2 separate regions of the Homo sapiens genome follow, and region 2 is linked to region 1. The links are chromatin loops, found by intact Hi-C in ENCODE. Cell type or tissue: Caco-2. All regions are shown on one strand. Each heading gives the region's core, and the rest is flanking DNA. Links, peaks and the distances in the headings are about the cores only.

Region 1 (9,505 bases), core at 1-8,000:
CAGCTCTGGAGGCTGGGAAGTCCAAGATCAAAGTGCTGGCAGATCTGGGATCTGGTGGGGGCTCCCTTCCCAGCTTGCAGATGGCTGCCTGCTGGTTGCATCCTCACATGGTGGAGAAAGCAAGAGCTAGTGTCTTTTTCTTTTTCTTCTTCTTTTTTTTTTTGAGATGGAGTCTTGCTCTGTCACCCAGGCTGGAGTGCAATGGTGCAATCTCTGCTCACAGGAAGCTCCGCCTCCCGGGTTCATGCCATTCTCCTGCTTCAGCCTCCCGAGTAGCTGGGACTACAGGTGCCTGTCACCAAGCTCGGCTAATTTTTTTGTATTTTTAGTGGAGATGGGGTTTCACTGTGTTAGCCGGGATGGTCTCGATCTCCTGACCTCGTGATCTGCCTGCCTCAGCCTCCCAAGGTGCTGGGATTACAGTAATCCCATCATGAGGATTTAATCCTCCTGAACTCACCTAAACATAATCACCTTTCCAAAACCCCATCTAGTATCATTCCACTGGGAGTAAGGTTTCAACATGGGAATTTTGGGAAGACACAAACATGCAATCTATAGCATATACATTGAATTTTGAGGGAATGCAAAGACTGAGTAAATCAAGGTTAATTGTACTTTGAATCAAGAAATGTTCACCACTTGAAAAAAGTAACATCACAGTTGCCACTGTTGCTCTTAGGGTACATGAGTAACCCATACCCCATATCTCTGTTAGTCTGAATTTGTAGTGTTGCAGGCATGGTGATCCGTATTTGTTGGTAACCATCCGACTCCTTCATAATGTCTTCTCCTGTGGTTATGCCCAAGTATGTGACTATTAAAAATCATATTTTATTATGGACATGTCCTCCTTTATATTACAATTAAAAATTTATATTCAATTTTTAAAATCATGTGTCTAGATAAGGTACATTATCTATTAATTTTATTTTTGGGGTAGCAGAGGTAGTGTCAAAATATTTATTATAAAAAACAGGACATTAGATCTGACACAGTTGAGAACAATTGGTTCAAGAGGAGACAAAAAGACAAAGGAATTGCTAAAATGTTTTGTGTGCTGTAGGAGTTGAGGGTAGAAGAGACAAAAGGAGTGTGGAAGGGTTGTTTTGGCAATGAGAATGGTGGGCAAAAAAATCTTTAAAAGCAAGAATGAATAATGCCTAATTAAAAAATGCTTCCTATATTCCAAGATGTCTTTAGTGAGTAGTATTTTGGAGAATTAAAAAACAAGAGAGTCATATTCCATGGCTCTATCTGTGCAGGCAAGACACACACAGAGAGAATTACTTTGGGAAGTGTATTAGTCAGCATAGGCTAGGCTATGTCCTGGTAACAAACAATCCCCAAATCTCAGTGGCTTAAACAACAAAAGCTTGCTTTTTCTTGGACATACTCCTTATCCATTTTTGTTGGGCCAAGGGCTCTGCTCTGTGTGGCCCTCACTCCAGTGGCCCAGGCTGAAAGAGGCAAGGCATGTGGCAGGGAGCAGGGAAACATGGAGGAGCACATGGGTTGAATGCTTCTACCTGGAAGTGTTGCATGGCGTTTTCATTTGTAGTTCATTGGCCACCACAAGGCGCATGGCCATGCTTAATTTCAAGAGGGTGGGGGATTGCAATCTTCCCTGTGCCTGGAAGTAGAAGGAAACCAGATCTTGGTATAGGATAACAGCAGCCACTGAAGGAGAGTGCTGAGGTTGGGAGTTGAACATGAAAGAAAGTCAAAGTGACCATTAGAATAAGCCCCAGAAATTGCAAGAATCTTGGGGAGGCCCTTGAACTTGCTGCCAAGCTCAGATTAGCACATTCAAATAGCATTTGCATAGATAACAAAGGTGAGTGGCTTTAGCTGAGGAAGGGTCACTATGCATCACATATTTATACTTTCTTTTTTTTCAACTTTTATTTTAAGTTCAGGGGTACATGTGCAGGATGTGCAGGTTTGTTACGTAAGTAAACATGTGCCATAGTGGTTTACTATACAGATCATCCCATCACCTAGGTATTAAGCCCAGCATCCATTAGCTATTCTTCCTGATGTGCTCCCTCCTCCCATCCCCCACCCTCCAACAGACCCGTGTGTGTGTTGTTCTCCCGGCCATGTGTCCATGTGTTCTCATCATTCAGCTCCTACTTATGAGTGAGAACATGCAGCATTTGGTTTTCCGTTCCTGCGTTAGTTTGCTGAGGACAATGGCCTCCAGTTCCATCCACATCCCTGCAAAGGACATGATTTTGTTCCTTTTTATGGCTGCATAGTATTCCATGGTGTATATGTACCATACTTTCTTTATCTAGCCTATCATTGATGGGTATTTAGGTTGATTCCATGTCTTTGCTATTGTGAATAGTGCTGCAATGAACATACACGTGCATGTTTCTTTATAATAGAATTATTTATATTCCTTTGGGTATATACCAAGTAATGGGACTGCTGGGTCAAATGGTATTTCTGCCTCCAGGTCTTTGAGGAATCGTCACACTGTCTTCTACAGTGGTTGAACTAATTTACACTCCCACCAGCAGTGTAAAAGCTTTCCTTTTTCTCCACAACCTCAACAGCATCTGTCGTTTTTTTGAGTTTTTTTCTTTTTTTCTTTTTGAGACAGAGTCTAACTCTGTCACCCAGTTGGGAGTGCCTCAGCCTCAGACTCCCAAGTAGCTGGGATTACAGGCATGTGCCACCAGGCCCGACTAATTTTTGTATTTTTAGTAGAGAGTGGGTTTCACTATGTTGCTCAGGCTGGTCTCGAACTCCTGACCTCAAATGATCCTCCTGCCTAAGCCTCCCAAAATGCTAGGATTAAAGGTGTGAGCCACTGTGCCCTGCCGTTTTTTTGACTTTTTAATAATTGCCATTCTGACTGGTGTGAGATGATATCTCATTGTGGTTTTGATTTGCATTTATCTAATCGTCAGTGATGTTGAGCTTTTTTCATATGTTTGTTGACCGCATGTATGTCTTTTTTTAAGAAGTGTCTGTTCATGTCCTTTGCCCACTTTTTAATGGAGTTTTTTTTCTTGTAAATTTGTTTAAGTACCTTGTAGTTGTTGAATGTTAGATATTTGTCAGATGGATAGATTGCAAAATTTTTCTCCCATTCTGCAGGCTGTCTGTTCACTCTGATGATAGTTTCTTTTGCTGTGCAGAAGCTCTTCAGTTTTGTTAGATCCCACAGACATTTGTGCTTTCCATGACAACTTGCAGCCTCTCCGGAGGCACCAGGCAGTGACCCTGACTCTGCCGGGAGCCCCTTCCTCACATCGTGTAGAAAGTAAGTCTTTGTGGTCAATGGATGAGGAGAGTGCGCTCTTCTAGAATCACAGAGGGTGTTTTCCTTCCTCACATCGTGTAGAAAGTAAGTCTTTGTGGTCAATGGATGAGGAGAGTGCGCTCTTCTAGAATCACAGAGGGTGTTTTCCGTAGGAAGCTGCTGTGTGGACTCAGGAACAAGGGGCAGCAACCTGGGAGAGTTTGGGAAAATAATTTTAGAGCAGCCACTTATTGGGGGAAACATTCTGGTTTTACTCAGTGTCTGTTGTTACTTTCATGTGGCTGTTGGATGGTGCCCCTATGAGACTCCCATAATTAAGCAAATCCCTTGAAGCGGTCTTCAAAGTGTGTCTCCGCTAGATGGCGTGAGGTGCTCGCCTGTTTCCAGCTGATGGAAGTGACTTGAGCTAAGCCAGGGACCAGGAACTTGAAGGTAAAACAGCGCCTCACGCTGCGGGCTGATGAAATATGCAGTCGGCGGATGTAAAGGACTACGTCGTACTAGAATAATAATACAATACGGGGGCTTTATTGCAGTGGTATTAAATAAATACACACCCAATATCACTAGAGGCAATGAAGTAGTTTTTCCTTTCCAAAAACATAGTCGTGTAACTGTTATTATAGATTGATTCTGATACAAAATGTGCACACAGAATGAATATTTAAGGGTAATTCATTTATAAGGTGTTATTCAGAAACGGCACTTACAAAACAGAAGATGTAGATACTTATTACAGGAAACTAAGCAGCCAATCAACCAATCGGTATGTACCGAATATTTCTGCAGGCAGTGCACGTTGTTACACTGTACGGCAGGTGAGACAGTGTACACTGTGGTTAAGAGTACAGTCTTTGAGGCCAGACAGACTGAGTTTGTATTATTTATTAGCTATGACCTTGGGCACATTGCTGCATCTCTCTGGGCATCAGTTTCCTTGTCCGTAAAACGGGAATAATCATACCTATCTCATAGGGTTATTGTAAAGAGTCAGTCTTTGTAAAGCATTTCAAATATAGCCTTGAACACAGTTAAGAGCTATACAAGTGTCAGTCATCATTATAATTGTTTGTTATGACGTGGCTCTTCACTTTACAAAGGAACTCATTCACTGTAGGGTTCAATGGAACAAAAATGTGTCAAGTACCTATTATGTGCTAGACAGGACATTGATCACTGTGGACAGATCAAAGGACTATGAGAGCGGCTAAGGCGTGGCTCCTGTCTTACAGGATCTAGGAATTTCATAGGGCAGAAGGATCACACAGTTAACTAACCATGCAGAAATGCAAAGGGTGATGGTACTGATACAAATGACTGTGACAATCTGGAAAGGAGGAAATAGTGTTTGAGTAGAGCTTGCAAAAATGGGCAGGGTTCAGTGAGTGGAGGTGCCAGGAAGCGTTTTCAATGGGAGCAGTATGAGCAAAGGCTCCCAGGCCGGGCCATGTGGGCACTTTCGTAAGGTCTGCAGAAGGCTGGAATGACTGAAGTGTGGAGACTCATGGGAAGATATGACTGAAAGTATGTCTCCATAATGACCACTTCAATCATCTTAAACATTTGAAAACTTTTTTTTTCATTTATTCCTCCTACTTTTTATTTCCTGGATTATTTTTAATTTTTAAAATTTTTAATCATTAATTGTTTTAGAGACGGGATCTTGCTGTGTCACCTAGACTGGAGTGTAGTGGCATGATCATAGCTCACTGCAGCCTCAAATTCCTGGGCTCCAGTGATCCTCCTGCCTCAGCCTCCTGAGTAGCTGGGACTACAGGTGCACATCACCACACCTGGCTAAATTTTTGTTGCTGTTGAGACAGGGTCTTGCTATGTTGTCCAGGCTGGTCTCCAACTCCTGGCCTCAAGCAGTCCTCCTGCCTCCACCTCTCTAGGACCTGGGTCTATATGTGTGAGCCTGGGTGCCCAGCTTTTCCTGAAGTATGTTAAAGTAAATTCCAGATATTGAATCATTGCACTTATAAACACTCAAGATGTAGCCTCAACTGAGAATATCTTTTTATGTAACCACAACACCATTATTACAGCTTACATAATGAATCATATTTCCTTAATATTACCTATTTCAAGTGGTTTTTGATTTGTTTTTAAGAGCAAGAAGACAATCCTAGTGATATCGTAAAAAGATTAGAGAGGAGAAAAATCAGAAGAGAAACTAGTTAGGAGGTCATTGTGATAGCTTTTTGTTAAAAGCTTTAGTTTTAGACTTTGGCAGTGCACAAAGCAAAAGAGATGGCTGAAAAGCAGCAAGAAGCCAAGATTGGATGGGAGGGAAGTTTTTTGTTTTGTTTTGTTTTGTTTTAGATGGAGTCTCGCTCTGTCACCCAGGCTGGAGTGTGGTGGAGGGATCTCGGCTCACTGCAACCTCCGCCTGAGCCTCCTGAGTAGCTGGGATTACAGGTGTGTGCCACCATGCCCAGCTAATTTTTATATTTTTAGTAGAGTTGGGGTTTCACCATGTTGGCCAGGGTGGTCTCGAACTCCTGACCTCAGGTGATCCACCCGCCTTGGCCTCCCAAAGTGCTGGGATTACAGGTGTGAGCCTCCATGCCTGGCCAGGGGGGAGTTTTAAGAGTGAGGGAGCATAAACTGAGGAACAGAGGGGAGCTAGAGAAGGGCAGGAAGATTTAATGGACTTTATTAGGAATTTAAATTGTATGGCTCCATTTAGACAGAATTGGCATATGCATTATTAGGGACAGAGATGCATTGTTTTATTTTTTAATTTCAACTTTTATTTTAGCTTCAGTGGGTACATGTGCAGGTTTGTTACCTGGATATATTGTGTGATGCTGACGTTTGGTGTTTGAGTGATCCCATCACCAAGGTACTGAGCATAGGTAGTTTTGGGTCCTAGTTCCCCTCCTTCCCTCCTGCCTCTAGTAGTCCCCCATGTCTATTGTGTCCTCAATGTTTAGCTCCCACTTATAAGTGAGAACATGTGATATTTGGTTTTCTGTTCCTGTGTTAGTTTGCTTAGGATAATGGCCTCCAGCTCTATCCACGTTGCTGCAAAGAACATGATTTCTTTCTTTTTTATGGCTGTGTAGTATTCCATGGGGTGTATGTACCACATTTTCTTTATCCAATCCACCACTGATGGGTACCTAGGTTGATTCTGTCTTTGCTTCTCTGAATAACACTTTGATAAACATACAAGTGCATATGTCTTTTTGGTAGAACGATTTATTTTGGATATATACCTAGTAATGGGATTGCTGGGCTGAATGGAGGTTCTATTTAAAGCTCTTTGAGAAATCTCCAAAATGCTTTCCACAGTGGCTGAACTAATTTACATTTCTGCCAATAGTGTATACGTGTTCCCTTTTCTCCACAACCTCACCAACATCTGTAATTTTTGGACTTTTTATCAAAAGTCATTCTGACTGGTGTGAGGCGGTATCTCATTGTGGTTTTAATTTGCGTCTCTCTAAAGATCAGTGATGTTGAGCCTGTTTTTCATGTTTGTTGGCTGCTTGTATATCTTCTTCTGAGAAGTATTTGTTCATGTCCTTTTCCCACTTTTAAATGGGGTTATTTGATTTTTGCTTGTTTAATTGTTCCTTATAGATTCCAGATATTAGCCCTTTGTCAGATGCACAGTTTGTGAATATTCCCTCTCGTTCTGTAGCTTGTCTGTTCACTCTGTTGATAGCCTGTTTACTCTGTTGATCGTTTATTTTGCTGTGTGGAAGCTCTTTAGTTTAACTAGGTCCCAATGTCATTTTTTGTTTTCACTGAATTGCTTCTGAGGACTTAGTCATAAATTGTTTGACAACGCTGATGTCCAGAATAATATTCCCTAGGTTTTCTTCTGGGATTTTAATAATTTGTGGTCATACATTTAAGTCTTTAATTCATCTAGAGTTAATTTTTGTGTATGGTGAAAGGTAAGGGTCCAGTTTCAATCTTCTGCATGTGACTAGCCAGTTATCTCATTACCATTTGTTAAATAGGGAGTTTTTTTCCTCATTGCTTGTTTTTGTCAGCTCTGTCAAAGATCAGGCAGTTGTAGGTGCATAGCTTTATCTCTGTGTTCCCTATTCTGTTCCACTGGTCTATTTGTCTATTTTTATACCAGCACTGTGCTGTTTGGTTACTGTAGCCCTGTAGTATAGTTTGAAGTTGGGTAATGTGATGCCTCCAGCTTTGTTTTGCTTAGGGTGGCCTTGGCTATTTAGACTCTTTTTTGGTTCCATATGAATTTTAGAATACTTTTTTCTATTTCAGTGAGAAATGATCTTGGTAGTTTCTTAGGAATAGTGTTGACTCTATCTTGCTTTGGGCAGTATGGCATTTTAATGATATTGATTCTTCCAATCCATGAGCATGGAATGGTTTTCCATTTTTTAATATCATCTACGATTTCTTTCAGCAGTGTTTTGTAGTTCTCCTTGTAGACATCTTTCACCTCCTTGATTAAATGTATTCCTAGGTATTTTGTGTGTGTGTTTGTGTGTGTGTGTGTGTGGCTACTGTAAATGGGACGTGTTCTTGCTTTGGCTGTCAGCTGGAGTATTGGTGTATAGAAGTGCTACTGATTTTTGTACACTGATTTTGTATCCTGCAACTTTACTGAAGTTGCTTATCAGTTCTAGGAGCCTTTTGGTGGAGTTGTGAGCATTTTCTAGGTATAGAATTGTATCATCGGCAAAGAAAAATCATTTGACTTCTTTTCCTATTTTGATGTCTTTAATTTATTTCTCTTGCCTTATTGCTCTGGCTAGGACGTCCAGTACTATGTTGAATAGGAGTGGTGAGAGTGGGTATCCTTGTGTTGTTCAAGTTCTCAAGGGGAATGTTTCCAGGTTTTACCCATGCAGCATGATGTTGGTTGTGGGTTTGTCATAGATGGCTCTTATTATTGAGGTATGTTCCTTCAATGCCTAGGTTGTTGAGGGCTTTTAATCATGAGGAGATGCTGGATTTTATTGAAAGCTTTTTCTGCATCTATACAGATAATCATATGGTTTTTGTTTTTAATTTTTTTTGTATGGTGAATGACATTTATTAATTTCCACATGTTGAACCAACCCTGCATTCCAGGAATAAACCATACTTGATCGTGGTGAATTAACTTTTTGATGTGCTGTTGGATTTGGTTCACTAGCATTTTGTGGAGGATTTTTGAATCTATGTTCATCAGGGATATCTGCCTATAGTTTTCTTTTTTGTGTGTGTCTTTGCCAGATTTTGGTATGAGAATGATGCTGGCTATGTAGAATGTGTTTTAAAATAGTTTCAGTAGAATAAGAATAGGTACCAGCTCTTTGTAGAATTCTTCTATGTCTGGCAGAATTCAGCTGTGAGTCCATCAGGTTCAGGGCTCCTTTTTGTTGGTAGGTTTCTTACTACAGATTCAATTTGGGAGCTTGATCTTGGTCTGTTCAGGGTTTCAATTCCTGATCCAGTTTTGGAAGGTTGTGTGTTTCCAGGAATTTATCAATTTCTTCAAAAATTTCCAGTTTGTGTGCATGGAGATATTCATAATAGTCCCTGGGGATTCCTTCCTTCCTTCCTTCCTTCCTTCCTTCCTTCCTTCCTTCCTTCCTTCCTTACTTCCTTCCTTCCTTCCTTCCTTCCTTCCTTCTTCCCTCCCTCCCTCCCTTCTGTCTTTCTTTCTTTCTTTCTGTCTCTCTTTCTTTCCTTCCTTCCTTTCTTAATTTCTTTCTTTCTTTCCTTCCTTCTTTTCTTTTCTTTCCCTTCCTTCCTTCTTCTCTCTCTTTCTTTCTTTCTTTCTTTTCCTTTCTTTCCTCTCTTTCTTTCTTTCCTCTCTCTTTCTTTCTTTCTTTCCCTCCCTCCCTCCCTCTTTCTTTCTTTCTTTATTTCTTTCTTTCTTTCTTTCTTTCTTTCTTCCTTTCTTTCTTTCTTTCTTTTCTTCCTTCCTACCTTCCTTCCTACCTTCTTTTCTTCCTTCCTTCCTTCCTTCCTTCCTTTCTTTCTTTCTTTCTTTCTTTCTTTCTTTCTTTCTTTCTTTCTTTCTTTCTTTTCTTTCTTTTCTTTCTTTTCTTTCTCTGTTGCCCAGGCTGGAGTTCAGTGGCAAGACCTTGGCTCACTGCAACCTCAGTCTCCTGTGCTCAGGAAATCCTCTCACCTCAGCCTCCCAAATAACTAGGACTACAGACATGCACCACCGTGTTAAGCTAATTTTTTTTTGTATAGATAGGGCCTCATTTTGTTGCCCAGGCTGGTCTTGAACTCCTGGGC
Region 2 (9,505 bases), core at 1,506-9,505, 130 kb before region 1:
CATGGCATTCAACTCATGGCCTGAATAATAAGCGAGGAGGAAAAGAGCTACCCCAATTTTTCTTTTTGTTTCAAATGTTTTCTAATTTACCTAATATCCCATTCTCATATAATAGGGCTGTTGAAAGGCTTCTCTTTGGCTTCACTGTTTTCCTCTACTTGAACTTTACAAAGGAGATAAATGCTTCAGACATGACCTTGATTACACCGTGACTCGGCTTGGTAATGTCAGTTGCAAGTTTGTTGGTTTAAGGGTTAGAATAATTTGTAAGTAACAGTAAATGTTTCTATTGTGTTTCCAGAATTTATAAAGTTGACATAGCATGGAAAGCTAAGAGGATTAAAAATCCATTAAAATAATCACTAACATATGAAGAAGAAACACTCACAAACCTTCTTGAGAAGACACAATGGGTGGCAGGTAATCAGGAATGTATTCTTTTCTTTCCTCTGCATCTTTACTTCCAGGTTGAGGAAACTGAAGTACATTGTTCTTGCTAACAGGAAATGACGGAATTTGGTGTGGGAAGGTGACAGGCTCAATGTTGTGAATATAGTCTTCTAGTTCATGTAGACTAACCCCCATCAGCTGGAAAGCTTCACCAACATCATCCAAAATTGGGTCTGTTCGGCCATCTGAAACAAAGTGAAAAGCAAATCAAATTATTTGAAGAAATCCCACGAATATATTTTTAAATATTAAGAAAAAGTAGTAAGTAAATATGCAGCTCAGAATCAAACATTTTAACCTAGTTATTGGAAAGAATTTAATAGATTTTAAAGAGTATCACAGAATCATGTTTAAGCTGATTATTAAAGTCAAGTTTAAATATAATCAGACAACTAGCCAGAACACCACAGAAAAACCACATTCATGATTAGCTATTATAGAACAAATTTCAAAGTAGTTTACAGATGATCAAAAGCATCTGGAACAGCACCTGACACACAGAAAATGCCCCAAAAATAATAATAATAAAATAGTGTTTTGTCTTTTTTTTTTTTTTTAAGAGATGGCATCTTAGCTGGGCGCGATGGCTCACGCCTGTAATCCCAGCACTGAGAGGCCGAGGTGGGCGGATCACAAGGTCAAGGGTTCGAGACCAACCTGGTCAACACGGTGAAACCCCGTCTCTACTAAAAATACAAAAATTAGCCGGGCGTGGTGGCGCAGGCCTGTAATCCCAGCTACTCAGGGGACTGAGGCAGGAGAACTGCTCAAACCCAGGAGGCGGAGGTTGCAGTGAGCCGAGATCGTGCCACTACACTCTAGCCTGGGCAACAGAGCAAGACTCCATCTCAGAAAAAAAAAAAAAAAAGAGATGGCATCTTGCTTGTTGCCCAGGCTGAAGTGCAGTGGTATGATCACAGCTCCTTGCTGCCTCAAACTTCTAGGCTCAAGCGATCTTCCCCTCTCAGTCTCCTGAGTAGCTGGGACTATAAGCACATGCCACCATGCCTGGGTAATTTTTTTTTTTTTAATTTTGTAGAGATGAGTTCTTGCTATGTTGCTCAGGCTGGTTTTGAACTCCTGGCCTCAATCAATCCTCCTGCCTCTGCCTCCCAAAGTGGTGGGATAACAGGCATGAGCCAATGTGCCTGGCCTTTTTTTTTTTTTTAATCATCAAATAAGTAGTGTGCTGTGCTGACAAAGTCAATGTTGGTTACATTTCCTCTGTTGTTCCCTGATGCATCTGCAGAATCTTAAACAGTGGCTGGCACATAGCTGGCACTCAATAAATACCTATTGAATGAATTATACCATTAAATCAATTTTTAAAATCTAAGAATATTTACAAAGAAGGCTTAGATCATAAAAGTTTGGTTTTTGTTCGTTTTTTGAGACAGGGTCTCACTCTGCTGCCCAGGCTGGAGTGCAGAAGGGCAATCATGGCTCACTGCAACCTTACCTTCCCAGGCTCAAGCCATCCTCCTACCTTCACCTTCTGAGTAGCTGGGACTACCAGTGCACCACCAACATGCCTAGCCATAAAGATAATTTATCTATAAATTTTCAAATGTAATTAGAAAACACCACATAAAACAGAGATAAAAAGTTAGATATAGAGATTTTTTTCTTTACAAAAGCAAGTTTTTCTTATGCCTATTCTTAGCAGAGCTTAAGGTCTCTACATCTTTAAAAATGTCTATGAAAATTCCATTTTCTGATTTTCAATAGCCTAAAGGATTTAACTGAAATCCTGACTTTTTAACTGAAATCCTGAAATTTGATCACTTCAAACTCAGTATGTCTGAAATTAAATCACACTGTAAAATGAAAAAGAATCCAAATATTGCTAGAATTGGACGCATGTGTAGTAATGCATACAGAAACCTCTGGAAGGATATTCAGCCAATGGTTAACAGTTCGAGGGGTGGAAGCTGCAGTAGAGGCGAGGGCTGTGGTGGAAGCAGGAGACTGACTTCTAACTCCACATACTTCTGCAGTCTTTGATTTTTTTTTTCTATAAGTATGGGTTACTTCTGTGATGCATTAAAAAAAGAAAATAAATAAAACGAATACTCTTCTTCTTACTGAATGTAAACAGGCATTTCATCTCTTCTATTCCTATTAAAGCTATTATTACTCTCTCAGTCTAAAAAATATAATAATCTTAAATTCCTCCATATGCTTTGCAGCCTCAAACCAAAACCTGGTAGTTTCTAACCCTGTCCCCGTCCCCTTCGGCCACCTTTTTTTTTTTTTTTTAACCATGATTTCAGATTTTTTTCCTTTCTCTCTATTCTTACTGTCACTATCTCAGTATAGTCTCAAGTTCTGCCCACTTCAATCTCTTATGCACATCACTGTCAGTACAATTTTCTTAAAATACCACTTTAATCATACTATTCCCCTACTTAGGAGTATGCAATGTTTTCTACTACATGTTTTAATTCTTTTGTCTAGCTTTCAAGTCCTTCCATAACCTGATCTCACTCTGTTGAACATTTTACTCAGACACCCTTGGAATGAACTAGCTGCATAGGGAGCTGAACACCTTACTGGTACTTTTATTATGCTTAATCTCACCTGGACAGCTTAGTTTATGTGATTCTCTAAGCTGGAATACTCTATACCTTTATACAACCATACTTCACAGCTCAACTCAAATCTTATCTTTTCTGTGAAGTAATCCTACCCCAGAATCTATAGCCTACAGCCATCTCTCCTCTTATCCCTTTTACATTTACTCCCTGTACCATGCAAAAAAATATTACAGTACTAGTGTTGAAGAGTCAGTCTGAAAGATTTAGCACCTGCTTTCAGTACATGCCAACATATTTAACATATAATGTGACACCGACAGAGACATCTGCCCTTGAATGCTTGGAGACATTGTTACCCTAAGGCAATTCTTAAGTTCATTATTTGTTCATTATTTGAATTAATGGTAACTTCTAATACTTGCTTTAACTTGAGAACATTTCTTTTAGAAGAAACAAACACCATCAGTTTGTTGTTTCCTGACATTCTGGAACTCTTGAACACACCTTATGGTCAGGGATTGTATCTTAGTAATTTTATGTCTCCAATGCCTAGTACAGGGGTTGGTTCGTAAGTGATGCTCAGTAAGTGTTTGTTAAAACAACAGAAAGGATTTAAAGGGGTGGAATACAAGATTCCATAGTGGTAACCTGGAGCTACAGAATTTGATTTTAGAATAAGGCTGGTATAGAAAAAAGAATCTAAAAATATCTAATAAGTATACCAAAATTAGCATTAAAAAAAAGTCACCAAATTACGTGGGAATAATGAACCTGACAATCTCATTCTCACTGAAACCAAGAAACTGGCTACGGAAACTTGGTAATTAGGAACAAGGTTTACACTGAAGAGCTGCAGTGACCCCTGGATGACTTTGGAATACCTAGTCACATAGAGTGGCAGCTCCCTTCTGTTTTGTATAAATGGCAGTAAAGGTAACTATGTATTCAGGAGACATTTTGAATATCTAAAGATACATGGTAGCAAACATAATCTGGACTATGCCTAGCCTAGCCTAGCCTAGCCTATCACTAACGGTATACTCAAGGACCACTGCAGCGGAGGCCAGAGGAAAAAGAAACAAAAGCCAGAAGAGTAGTCAGCTGGTGATGTACTTTCAAGATAAAAATGCACGCATATTACTTTGTGGTTCCACATTCAGATGTATCAGTGAGCTGGGCATGGTGGCTCATGCCTGTAATCCCAGCACTTTGAAATGCTGAGGCAGGAGGATCACTTGAGCCCAGGAGTTTGACACAAGCCTGAGCAATATAACCAGACCACATCTCTACAAAAAATAAAAAGATTAGCCAGGCATGGTGGCGTATCCCTGTAGTCCCAGCTACTTGGAAGGCTGAGGCGGGAGGATCACTTGAGCCCTGAAGTTCGAGGCTATAGAGAGCTAAGATCGCACCACTGCACTCCACGCTCGGCGACAGAGTGAGACCCTGTCTCAAAAGAAGAAGAGTAATAGAAGTATCAGTGAAATCAAGCATTCAAAACATATACATTTTTGGAACTCAATATGTAAAGTCAATAAGTGGCTTTTAGGGTAGTGGTTTATCAGTTCATTCATTTATTCAACAAATATTTCTCAGGTGCCTATTATATAATGGCCCTACAGGTTACAGAATACAAATATAATCAATTTTTCTCCTGGAGAGGGGAAAGAGACATACACAGGTGATTACAAAACAAGATGACAAATAATATAAAAGAAATATGCACAGAATTATGAAAGCAGATAACATGAGTTCCCTAGAGCAAGTGATAAGTGCATCTGAAAATAAAAGTAATACTATTGGTGGGCCACGGGCAAAGGACACTCTAGGTAAGAAACAGCACGCATGTAGGAATGGACAGCTTAAAACATTTTGGAAAAGGCAGGTAGCTCAGCGTGGTCGCAGATTAGCATGGCAGGCTGGCAAAAGGTAAGCAAAATGCTAGCTCACAAAGGGAACTGTGTACTGCTAAGAGTTTCGATTTTTAGCCTGTAACCAACGAAGTATAGTTAAAATGTTTTTAAGAATAATGACAGGATCAGATCTGTGCTATGGACAGATTATTTTGGCAGCCCTGTGGAAGCGGGAACGAAACTTGGGGCCTAAGAAATACAGCGTGTGTCTGTGAGTCTCAATTTTCCAGTATAGGAACCACTTTAACAAAACAAAATATCCTATGAAACACTTCATTCAGTTCTCCAGCTCACCACCTTAAACATCATGACTTGAAACTAAAATGAGTGGTAGTTTCCTCTCCTCAACAAACACACATACAATGCTTCACATCAACAAGATAATGTGGAGCTTCTATTAAAATATTCCATTCCTTCCATTAAATTATTAAATACCACTAGCTATAGATATTACCAGACATTCATTTAAAACTCATAAGTACTGTAGCCCAGATTACCTGGAGAATCTTGTCAACTGCCCACGGTCCCTCTATCCTACTTCGATAGCCACTGACATCTCACTGGTAACCGAGACGTAAGTGAAAGTACATCTAATCAGCGAAACTGACAAAGTCAGCCTTGGAAAAACAGTAAATGGAGATGTCGTTCACGAAACGAACAGATACAGAAAGACGAGGCAGTGTCCCTAACGGAGCAGAGCTGTCAACGAGTCTATGTAGTTAGGAGCCCAGGAATGGCCAGTCTTGTAAGAAACGGCCGGTAGACGGAGCGCCTGTGACAACTAGTTGTAGTAGTTTGCGGGCAAGGGAGAAAAAGGACCGAGGTAAAAGAGGGTGTAGGGCACGCTGGGGGTGGATCTACCCGCAGCAAACAGGAGACAATGAGAGAGATCCAGACACAATTCAGAGCGGAGGAGCGGTAGGAGGGTGTGGAGCTGGGAGCGAAGACCCGACTCCCGGGCTGGTGGCGGGAAGTTAGCGGATAAGGAAGAGGCACCCGAAGGATGACTAGAGTTTGGAGCGGCAGTGGAAGCCCAGGGACGTGGGAGGCCGAGGAAACAGCAGATCTCGAGGCGGGGTGCGGGATGCACACCCCGGGGACGCGGAGGGACAGGGAGAGCGAAGGTGTCACCCTTGACTTGCCGGGGCAGCCCTCCCGCACCCAGCCCGGTACTCACAGAGCTCAGAGTACCGATGGCAGCCCCGGCCCAGCTGCTGCAGATAGCGCTGCAGCACGTCCGTGAGGAGGTGGCAGGCGCTGAGCTGCACCGAGTCCCAGCCCAGCGCCTGGCAGATCTGCGCCACCGAGACCCTCAACAACGACCTGGAGTAACTCTCGCACATCCCGCTGCGTGGACGCCACCGCAGCCCTTGCTGCCACTGCTCTCCAGCCCCGCCGCCAGACCTTAGCAGGGTCCCCGATTCATCCTCTAGGGCTTCCGCGGCGGGGAAAGGGTCCCCCGGACCCCCGGCGACCACCTCAAAGCCCCAGCAGCACGGAGCGCGCCAGCCTGAGAGCCGCCATTTTGGACTCGCTCCGCCTCCCGCTGGACGGCCGCCGGGGCGAGGCAGCATAAGCCGAATGCCGAGCGCGGCGATGAGAAAGCTCCGCCCCTTGGGAGCGGAACGATTCCTCGGGATCGCCTCTGAGGCCTGGAAGCCGGCCGGAAGCGGGCGTGGGGCGCGCAGGTGGAGGAGGCGCCCAGGGCGGCAGGTGCTGGGGCGCTCACCTGGGGGACAGCGGTGACGAAAACGCCAGTGTTTTAGAGGCAAACGAGGGATCTGGGATACGACATTGACAGGTTAGAGAGTTAGCACTAATAACGTTAGTCATATTAGAGAGTTATGTGCTAGAGAGAAGTTTGGGGCGTGGGAACTTACGGAGCTCGCCAAACGCAGACCTGCGCTGGTGTTGCCTCAGCTAAAAATCTGTGTATTGAGCTGCTTGCCACTGCAAAGATTAAATAAAGTCCAAGCTGTTCCGCATGCCCTTCAAAGCCCTTCGCAATAGGGCAGGAACTAGGAGGACTCTGTGCCAAATTAATGGGGGCCTCAAAAAACTCAGTCATCAAGATCGATAATATTTTAACAGTTTTTTTAAAAAAATCCAAATCCATGCCATAAACTCCTGACTCACTCATGTCATTCTAATCCCAGCCCTGGTTCCAATAAAACTTTTTTTTTTTTTTTTTTTTTAAAAAAAACAGGTAAGCTGCCTGTGGGCTATAGTGTGCGATTTGAGCATCGCGGCTGTGACCTATCGGGGGATGGGGACCTCGGCTGCCTACAGAGGCCAAACCGAGCCTTAAACCGGTGTCGCAGGCCGAGTGTCCTGGGAACGGTTGCCTACCCCAGAGCCTTCTCCCAGCTCCATCCAAGTATTGCCAGAAATCGGATTTAGGGATAAATATCTTGATTTTTAAATACAGAATTGGGAACACATCTCAAAAGCCAAACTGATCCCACGGTTAGTCTAGATTCAGCCTGCAGGTCGCCCGATTGTAGTGGCTGAACTATGCGGTTTCTTAAATATGCCCTTCTGTACTTATCACAGTGTATTTAGTTTATGTGCTCCTCCAATAAATTGCGAGTTTATGAGTGGCTCTATATTCCTCCGACAGGGACTATTCCAGAACTTTGAACATGATATTCACATTTTTCAAAGTCTGGGAAACTCAATAATAGAACTGAAATTATGGTTCTTCAGCTAAATGACGATCTGCAGAGAAGCAAGGTACTAAAGGGCAAGGTGCCTGCATTTACTCCCTGGACACTCTGTCCCCAAGTTATCAGGAACATTGTGTTGCTAAATCTATGAGACATTTTTCAGTCCTAGCCGTACTTGATTATTTTGTAGCTATTTGATAATGTTGAACGCTTCTGTAACATTGAAACTCTCTTGCGCCTTGGATTTCACAAATCTGTCCCGCTACCGCCGCCACCCTGGGTGTTTGTTCCTCTTCATTTGCCTTTCTGTGTATAGGGGAGGGGATTTTATTTCGGAAAATTTCAAACCTACAGAAAAGTTGAAACAAAATCATAGACTCACGTGTACACTTCAACTAGATTCACCAATTGTTAACATTTTGCCAATTTACTATATATTTTGTATTTATATATGCACGCAGGTATTTTTTTTCCAGCAGTTTGAAAATAAGCTGCAAACTTCATGACACTTAACCCCACCACACCTCGACATGTATCACCCCAAAACAAGAACATTCCCCCACATAACTATACACAAGACCATATGTCACAGGCTTGGTTCCCCAGGAAGTCAACTCTGAAATAGAGATGAGCCTGCAGAAAGTTCATTGAGGGATCCTCCTGGGACTTGGGGGAAGGAGTGAAAGCCAGGGTGCAGTGAATTCCTTGGCAAGAAAGCCTCAGCCAAGCCAATGCCATAGTGTGCAGAAGCTGGAGTGGCCCTTCAGAGCTTCCCTGAATCCAAACAAGAAGACTGGACCTTTATATTCCCATAGGAACAGGTCACTGCATGAGGGCTACCTGGGAAAGGGTGTGTGCTCTCAGGCAAAGGAACACTGCAGCTGAGTCCATTCAATTCCAAGGACAGCTGAAGTCCTTCAGTCCTGAGGGGGCTCTGAGCAGTGGATTAGAGCATTCATCACAGTTCATCTATTTTACCCTCAGAGACACTTCTTGGTTTGAGGAACAGCTCCTCCAGGATTCTGGAGGGGGCCCTTTCCCTGGGGAAAACATTAAAGAGGAAGGTCAGGAGACAAATTAGAGCCCCGACTGCTGCAGCCAGGCCTCAGCTGATACTCAGTATTCTCCTCCTCAGGCCTACATTTCTCTCACTTCTGGTCTCAGTAGCTTATTTGGTGGCATGATGCAGACCCTCATGTGCAGGTCTGAGCCCCTGGTTTCCAGGCCCTTTTCAGACTGTGGCTGCTGAACTCGTCCTTGTACCATCAGAACTGGGGAAGAGAATACCCAAAATTGGGCAAGAGGCACCCAAACAGACCATGTGGAAACCAAACACTCCACCTTGCCTCCCACTCTGTAATAGGAGCCCATCCCCCTCCTAAAGATGACTCCTCTCTTAGCTGCAGTCTCAGTGGAAGTGCCCAGGCAGCAACTGTAGCTAATGTTTCAGTGGGACTCCTGCTAGGTCCTCTGGTGAAAGCATTCCCCCTTTTGGAAATGGGATCTGTAAACCTGGAGAACCCAGAGTGGCAGGACAGGAAGAACAATTTCCCAGGTGGGTCCCTGGGAGTGATGTAAGTGGAGAAACCCCAGTCTCCACCCTGTGTCATCTACTTATTGGGAACCCAGCATCACAGAAGTCATTGACTTGGTGGGGCACAGTGGCTCATGCCTTTAATCTCAATACTTTGAGAGGCCAAGGCAGGTAGATGGCTTGAGGCCAGGAGTTCAAGACAAGCCCTAGCAGCATAGTGAAACCCCCATCTCTACAAAAAAAAAAAAAAAAAAAAAAAAAAAAAATATATATATATATATATATATATATATATATATATAAAGAAATTAGCCCCAGCTACTCAGGAGGCAGAGGCCAGAAGATAACTTGAGCCCAGGAGTTTGAGGCTACGGCGAGCTATGATCGAGTCACTGCACTCCAGCC

What was found. A loop is a pair of places that touch in the nucleus more often than their neighbours do. Peaks named below come from ENCODE experiments on the same cell type or tissue, not always from the same donor. Only the 100,000 strongest peaks of a DNase experiment are listed, where the experiment ranks them.
Region 2: a loop joins it to region 1, with 3.0 times the contacts of the local background. A loop is called at or near these places in 4 of 110 quality-filtered maps.

Annotation. Positions count from the first base shown.
Region 1 is chr10:7,681,614-7,691,118 of GRCh38, reverse strand. No RefSeq gene overlaps it. Among named protein-coding and RNA genes, the nearest start is that of ITIH2, 17 kb to the left of the region's middle. RefSeq lists a silencer at 3,624-3,673 and an enhancer at 3,579-3,873. In Caco-2, for the core only: a CTCF peak has its summit at 3,658 (motif pointing right); DNase peaks (open chromatin) are centred at 3,668 and 4,498.
Region 2 is chr10:7,815,448-7,824,952 of GRCh38, reverse strand. TAF3 (TATA-box binding protein associated factor 3) reads right to left here and starts at 6,448. Exons shown (of 7, transcript NM_031923.4): 1 at 6,078-6,448; 2 at 393-635. The coding sequence starts at 6,243. It overlaps LOC105376392 (a long non-coding RNA gene), which reads left to right and starts at 6,590. Exons shown (of 3, transcript XR_001747356.1): 1 at 6,590-6,701. RefSeq lists enhancers at 5,736-6,253, 6,382-6,441, 6,254-6,772. In Caco-2, for the core only: a CTCF peak has its summit at 5,769; DNase peaks (open chromatin) are centred at 5,662, 6,101, 6,522 and 7,186; H3K4me3 peaks cover 2,900 bases.